3 separate regions of the Homo sapiens genome follow, and regions 1 and 2 are each linked to region 3. Evidence: read pairs that join two places in POLR2A ChIA-PET (ENCODE). Cell type or tissue: GM12878. All regions are shown on one strand.

Region 1 (2,500 bases), 310 kb after region 3:
TTAGGGGCTGCTTCCTGGGATGTTTTACTTGGGGCTGGTTACCATGAAGGAAATGTCACCAAAACAGTGGGCAAAGGCTGCAGGCACCGGGAGCCCTGCCGGGGGGCATGGAGAACAGACGGCTGACCCTTTTCTGGCCCTTGAGAGCAGCCAGAGTGCCCCCAGGCAGAGCCTTGCCTTCTTGGGGCTTGCTAGTGACCCCTTGGGGATTTTCTCTGTCAAAGCTGATTGAGGGCCTTTTCGCTATAGGGCATTTCTTGGAGCCTCTCGCTTCCCTTGCCTTGAGATCCAGAGGCCAAAGTGGGGCTCAGGTCTTTGTGTCACCAAGTTAAAACTGCTTGAGTGAGGGTTGAAGATAAGGGGAGGATGCTGGGTACATGCACAGAGCCTTGGGGGTTCACATGGGACCATTTCAGGCCCCGTCCCTCTGTATCACAGCCCCCAGCTAGTCACCAGGTGTACATGTGTGAGGGCATTAGAAACCATGGTCCTGCTCTTGTGTGTCGGATGGACTTTGCTTTTAATTGGAGACTCTTTGCATCTTTAGAGTGAGATTCAAAGAGGAAGGGATGTGGCATCACAGTGTCAGGGTGAGGTCGGTGGGATCGTGGCTTGGGATTCCCACTGGTCAGTGTCCCAGGCCCAGGGCTGTGCATAAGCAGCTGGGGAAGGTGGATTATGACATCAAATCCCTGCGATGTCCTTGTTTCTGCTCCTCAGAGTGCCAAGGGGACCAGACGGCGGCCTCTGCTGCTTGGGAAGAAGATGAAAGGCACTCAGGAGGGCAGCAAGTGAGGCCGCCTCCCATGGAGCCCTGAAATCAGTGGGGTTGCAGGAAGTTTCTCACATCCATGTTTAGGGTCATAGGCACAGACCTGCAAAATACCCTTTACAAAGTTAAGAATGTCTTTGAGATTGGAACTTGGGAGAGTCCTCAGTCAGAGTAGGAATGTGCATCCTTTCCCACGTACAGAGGATTGTATGTTTACGTGGCAGCAGGATCTTATTTGAAGCTAGTGCTGGCATTTGTGTTTTTTTTTTAGGAAAATGTCACTAAGTCAAGCAGGCCCATCCCTGAGAGGGCCATGGAGAATCTGTGGCCAGCCCTCCCTGGCCCCCTGACCTGGCAGAGGAAGGAAAGGGCATTGGAGTAGGCTTCTGTCTTCAGGCCAGAGGGGGAGGTGGTTCAGGGGCAGGCTTGGTGCACCCCTTGGCTGCAAGCTATCACCTCCCTATCTGCTTCCTCTTTTCTGCCTCCCCTGGTGCATCTGGTCACTTCTTGCTGCCCTTCCTGTGAAATCGTGGCACCTTGGACCAAGTCCTGAAGCACTTGGGCAGAAGGCGGGAGAGGTTGGGTTTCTAGGATCCTTGTTTCCCAGGGCCTGGCTCTGGCCTGGGCTCAGACCACTCTGGTCTAGGCAGGCTGCTGGGGAAAGGCTGGAGCTGCTTCTGCTTTCTGCTCCTGTTGCCACCTCTGCTAATGATGGGGAAAACCTGCAGAGGGCTGTGGTTGGAGCTGGGCTGAAGGCCGGCAGGGGTGGGTCTCTCCATGGCAGTAGCACACAGGCAGGCAGGAAGTGGCCCTGTGCAAAAGCGGGAAGTGGCAGTTGTCAAACAGGAAGGGGGGGGCTGGGCTGTGGGAGGGGCGGGGATGAGCCTGGTAGAAAGGTGCGTGGAGGAGGGTCCACCTTGGAAGGTCTGAGCCTCTCCCTAGTGGTTACTGGAAGGAGGGGTGTCTCAAGGGGAGACACCTTTGCAGCACCTTGAGATGCCGAGCCAGGGCCCTCCCACTGTGGACCAAGCCCATTCAGTGGCCTCGCCCTTTTTGGGGTTGGAGATGCTGCGTCCAGCTGGGATGCCCTTGCTTTTGGGAAAGATGCTCTAGAAACCACTACTCCATCCTGGAACCCCTCTGCTGCCACTGCTGCTGGGATGGACCCTCTGCTTTTTTGCAGCCGTGGGCCAGCCCTGGATGTGACTACAGGACAGGAAGTGTCAGGGGAAGAGACAGGAGACAACAGCTGGAGAGGCTGGGTGGTGGCCGGGCAGTATGTGGCAGCAGGAACGGGGAGAGCGGGGCAGGTAGAAACTGCTCTGTTCATTGAGGAGAGCTTGTGGATGGCAGGGTGCCACGGCTGCGAGGAAGAGGAGGGAAGCGGACAGTGGCACTTCCTGCGGCGTTCCCCTCTCTCTGAGGAGCCCCTGTTGCTGCCCATCACCTGCAGACTGTAGACACAGGTGGGCCCCGCCAAAACAGGGAGGGACACTCCACCTCCAGGACTGCAATGGAGGACCATGTGGGGAGCCCAGAAGCCAGGCAGGAGGGCTTAGTTGCTGTGTTGCAGACCCTGCATCTGCCTGGGCTGAGGGGACAGTGGGTCCCATTCACAGTGTCTCTGGTGATAGCTGTGGCCACAAGCCCAGCCCAGGAGACCCTGTCAAGCTTCTCACTGGGCCCTTGGAAAGGAGCTATATGCCAGACCTTATGCAAAACTCTTGA
Region 2 (2,500 bases), 830 kb before region 3:
TTAGGATAAGGAAGGAACTATCTAGACAAGGTCAAGATATGTTTTTGCAGACCCAAATTCCCAAATTAAATTTAATTCCCAGCATAATAACTGTAATGTTAACGCTCATTGAAAATGAAAATTCCTTCCCTTTAAACTAGGAGTATTCAAGAGTGTAAATGGACCATAGTAGAATAATGTTCTCAGGCAAGGGCATGGATAGGGACAGGGATCTCCCCCGACAGGGGCAGACACCCTCACCCCTGCACACCTCCATCTTCCACTACCTGGAACCAAACCAAACCATATGAACCTCCTCAAACACCAAAGTGTAAACTTTGGCAAGCTACTCACTCCCAACTTCCATCTCTCTGGATTATGTGAGTTTGGGGTCACCAGCTGCTTTTAGGGGATGATAATCTTTGAGGATTACACACTTTTCATCAGACACCTGTTTAGCTCAGCAAATCCTGCTGAAAGGTCTGTATCAGTCGACGGCACTGGGTTTGCAAGCCTGGGAACAGACACGAGGCCAGGGATTTATGGCAGCTTTTGAGCACAGGAAATCTGATGACTCTAACCAAGTTATCTCATGCTTGGAGATGGCAATTCACTGGTTTGTACGCTCATCTGTTCCTGGTTTCTGGTGCAGAGCAGCACTGACCAACTGGATGAATGGCATGTTATCAGTTTAAATAATGACAAATGAACTTGACAGGCTATTTATATCTCCTCGTTTAAATTTTGTGGTGATTTTGCAATTAGTGCAGAAGGATGCTGAACCTTAGTTCTCACATCATTTTAAGAGAACAGCCGTGCTCTAAATGACCTGTGACCTGCCTGATATCTTACTGCTTTCCACTTATTAAAAGATACAGGTGCCTCCTTGGCAAAGACGGAAATTTTGAATTTTTCATATATTTTACTTTTAAGAGATTGGTGTTGAAACAAGTTTAAGACCTCTCTCCCATAAGTCCTATGGGCATGACATAATTATATAAGAACTTGAATAAATGCTGTTTATCAAGATCTCAGTGTGGAGACCTGTGGCATCAACATCACCTGAGAACTTGCTAGAACTTTAAATTCTCAGAACCTATCTCAGACCTGCTGAATCAGGATCTTTGGTGGGGAGAGGCAGAGCCCAGCATCTGTGCTTTCAGAAGTCCCCCAGGTGATTCTGATGTACCCGAGTTTGAAAACCACCACTAGAACCCTGCTCTGAAGCTGCTGGCTTTGATGAGGGTGTGGCCACTTAAGAGACAGTAGGACTGAAGAATCTCAAATAGGTAAGACCTCACTCAGCTCCTTGGATGCAAGATAATTGGAGAATGGACTCGCCAAAGCCCCACCAGACTGAAATTTGGCTAGAGGTCACTGAGTTGCCAAATCGCTTCGTGCAGATGTTCTACACCTCTGCTTCTCAACTTCCATTGTGCAGACAAACTAGTTCTGGTTAACAGCATGGACTCCGGTTCAGTAGGTCAGGGGTGGGGCTTGAGATTCTGCACCTCTAACAACTTCCTGTGCCATGGACCACACTTGAATAGCAATGGTTTATACTTTAAATCGGTAGTTTTCAAATGCTTTGGCCTCAGCACTCAGAGAGCTTTTGCTTTTAAGGGCTCTATCTATTAATTTTACTGAGAAATTTGACAAATATTTATTAATTCATCTAAAAGATAACGATAAACCCATTATGTAACATTTTTTTAAATTAAAAAAAATCCTATACTTTCTAAAATATAAATAAAATTTATAGTGAAAAGAGTGGCATTATTTTACATGTTTTACAAATCTCTTTAACTTCTGGCTTAAGAGAAGCCAGTTAGATTCTCTCTTTCTCTCTTTATTTTGTTCTTTCTTTTTCTTTTTCAAGAAGACAGGGTCTCCCTATGTTGCCCAGGCTGGTCTCAAACTCTCAGGCTCAAGCGATCCTCCCACCTCAGCCTCCCAAAGTGCTGGGATTACAGGCGTGAGCCACTGCACCCAGCTTGCTAGATTTTCATAGATTGCTTTGGTATTGAGTCTGCTGTGATATCACAGGTCATGACATTCTGGAAAACTCCTCTGTATACTCATGAGAAAATGAAAGTAAAAAGGAAAAAGAGTATCTTAGTACTACTTGGAAAATAATTATGACCTTGTAGACTCCCTGAACCATACTTTGAGACCATGTGCACTAAACAAAGATGAGTTTTTTAAAGCTGGGTAACAGGGCACCCGTATTTTAAAACAATATGTCATATATTGCATACAATACGACAGATCGTGAGAGGCTCTATGGGTGGGTGGAAAGCATGGGCTCTGGAGCCAGACTACCCAGAATGGAATCTGGGGTCCACCATGTACCAGCTGTGTGACCTCAGGGATTTTATTTAACCTCTCTGTGCTTCAGATCCCTCATCCATAAGATGTGAATAATAACTGTACCTAACTGTTACAGTTCTGGTAAGGATTGAGTTAATATGAAACATGCAGAACAGTGCTTGACGCATCACAGTAATCCTAATAAGTGTTA
Region 3 (2,500 bases):
TAAATTTTCCAATGTAGGCTTAACCCACAAAAGTGGGTTCCAGAATCATCATGTAGGGCACAGTGATGTCCAGAGTCCCAGAATAGTTTTAGACCAAACCTGACCTATCTGGGCAGACCAAAGAATAGGGCTCATTAGCTCTACAACAAATATTCCCCAACTCCATTTCCTAGTCTTCCCTGGCGCAAACCCAAGCTGTAAGCGATGCCCAAAACCAGACTAGACACTGATGTTAGGAAAACAAGGCAATATTCAGAGGGGAATTTTGAAATAGTGTTGCTCAGTGAAAAATACATAAATTAGGAGTCAGAAGGTCTAAATTCTATCTTAGGCTCTACCACTAGGTCTAAGTAGGACATTTCACTTTACTTTGGACACAAGATCCAGTATAGAAAAGGAAAAAAAGTAAAATGCTAAGATCCTCTTTGAATCCTGACATTCTGCATCTTCCTCTGTCTCCTGAACTTAACTCAGGCGCCAACTTAACTATTGGGCCAATTTAAAATGACAAAAGCATCAATTTATCAAATATGTTCTATCATTTCCCAAATGAAGACCAGTAGGAATCTGATATACATAACAAAGGATATAAGTTGTTCCCCAAGGATATCTGGTTTCAGAGGCTGTAAATTTAGACTCTTAATCAGTAATTAAGTAGAATAGAATACAAATGATGAAATACTAACTCCAGCCAAATTCAAAGATCTTAAGTTAAAAAAAAAGAAAAGTTTTCATTTAAAATTATTATTTAGGAATTCCTAAAGAGACCCCCCCCAAAAAAAAATCATTATTTAGGAATTCCTCAGAGTTGAATGCTATACTAGAAAGGGAACTGAACAAGGTATCTAGAGATCTCATATCTAGTTCAAGATATGTAACTGTGTGAACTTGAACATGTCACACTATCTCTGGGCTTTAATTCAACTGTAAAATGAGAAAATTAGATAGGTAAATTTGTTTCCTGTCTAAAAATTTAAGATTTAAACATTTTTTTCCTCAGATGACACCATTCTCTAGAGGGCTCAAAGTGCTTTTATTCTATTTTTAAAATGCTTTAAAATTTAAAAGCACTTTTACACTTATCCAACAACACTGGTAGGATGCATATTAGTATCTCTGCTACTGAGTTATTTCATTAAACAAATGTCCAGAATAGAAAAGAGAAATGGGGCTGGGGGCGGTGGCTCACGCCTGTAATCCCAGCACTTTGGGAGGCCGAAGTGGGGGGATCACGACGTCAGGAATTCAAGACTAGCATGGCCAGCCGGGCACGGTTGCTCACGCCTGTAATCCCAGTACTTTGGGAGGCTGAGGCGGGCAGATCATGAGGTCAGGAGATCGAGACCATCCTGGCTAACACGGTGAAACCCCGTCTCTACTAAAAATACAAAAAATTAGCTGGGCGTGGTGGCGGGCGCCTGTAGTCCCAGCTACTAGAGAGGCTGAGGCAGGAGAATGGCATGAACCCAGGAGGCGGAGCTTCAAGTGAGCCGGATCGCACCACTGCACTCCAGCCTGGGTGACAGAGCGAGACTCCGTCTCAAAAAAAAAAAAAAAAAAAAAGACTAGCCTGGCCAACATGATGAAACTCCGTCTCTACCAAAAATAGAAAAAAATTAGCTGGGCGTGAGGCAGGCGTCTGTAAACCCAGCTACTCGGGAGGCTGAGGCAGGAGAATGGCTTCAACCCAGGAGGTGGAGGTTGCAATGAGCCGAGATCGCGCCACTGCACTCCAGCCTGGGCGACAGAGCAAGACACTGTCTCAAAATAATAATTAATAATAACAATAATAATAATAATAATAATAATAAAAAGAAAAGAGAAATGGAAGCTCAGTAACTCAGAAAAGGCCCTCAGTGGGGCCCAAGATATTCTGACCATTGGTCCTCATTGATTTCCAATCCTGTATTCTTTCATAGCCATTGCTATGAAAAGAGTCACATACTACTATATTTAGCAACAATTAAGGGTGGTATAAAACAAGAACATTGGACACAAAGTCAGAGTTGGATATCTTGTAATCATTCAGCTTATCAGTAAAAGGGGGTCAATAATACCTACCTTTTAGGCTACTGTTAGACTGAGCACAAAATGGGAATGTTAACAGAAAGGGGTCCCGATCTAGACCCCAAGAGGGTTCTTAGACATCATGCAAGAAAGAATTCAAGGCAAGTCCATAAAGTGAAAGCAAGTTTATTAGAGAAATAAAGAAACAAAAGGATGACGATTCCAAAGACAGAGCACGGGTATGGGCTGCTCAACTAAGTATCTTGTTATTTCTTGATTGTATGCTAAACAAGGGGTGGATTAATCATGAGTTTTCCAGGAAAGGAAGAAATCAGTTCTGATATCTCAGAACTGAAGGTCTCTCACCTTTTTAGACTATATAGGGTAAGGTCTGAACGTTGCCATGGCATTTGTAAACTGTCAATGGCACTGGTGGGAGTGTATTTTAGCATGCTAATACATTATAATTAGTGTATAATAAGCAGTGAGGATG

What was found. ChIA-PET counts read pairs that join two places held together with the same protein. Peaks named below come from ENCODE experiments on the same cell type or tissue, not always from the same donor. Only the 100,000 strongest peaks of a DNase experiment are listed, where the experiment ranks them.
Region 1: POLR2A ChIA-PET joins it to region 3 with 10 read pairs; 4 of 35 experiments call an interaction of 5 or more read pairs at or near these places.
Region 2: POLR2A ChIA-PET joins it to region 3 with 14 read pairs; 3 of 35 experiments call an interaction of 5 or more read pairs at or near these places.

Annotation. Positions count from the first base shown.
Region 1 is chr10:73,865,007-73,867,506 of GRCh38, reverse strand. The region is part of intron 2 of CAMK2G (calcium/calmodulin dependent protein kinase II gamma); the gene reads left to right. Among named protein-coding and RNA genes, the nearest start is that of CAMK2G, 8.3 kb to the left of the region's middle. In GM12878, no CTCF peak of the experiment used is centred here; a DNase peak (open chromatin) is centred at 1,488; H3K4me3 peaks cover 661 bases; H3K27ac peaks cover 1,795 bases.
Region 2 is chr10:75,013,667-75,016,166 of GRCh38, reverse strand. All of the region lies in intron 13 of KAT6B (lysine acetyltransferase 6B), which reads right to left. Among named protein-coding and RNA genes, the nearest start is that of SNORD172, 6.8 kb to the left of the region's middle. In GM12878, no CTCF peak of the experiment used is centred here; no DNase peak of the experiment used is centred here; H3K4me3 peaks cover 511 bases; H3K27ac peaks cover 931 bases.
Region 3 is chr10:74,179,520-74,182,019 of GRCh38, reverse strand. The region is part of intron 1 of ADK (adenosine kinase); the gene reads right to left. Among named protein-coding and RNA genes, the nearest start is that of ADK, 30 kb to the right of the region's middle. In GM12878, no CTCF peak of the experiment used is centred here; no DNase peak of the experiment used is centred here; H3K4me3 peaks cover 613 bases; H3K27ac peaks cover 685 bases.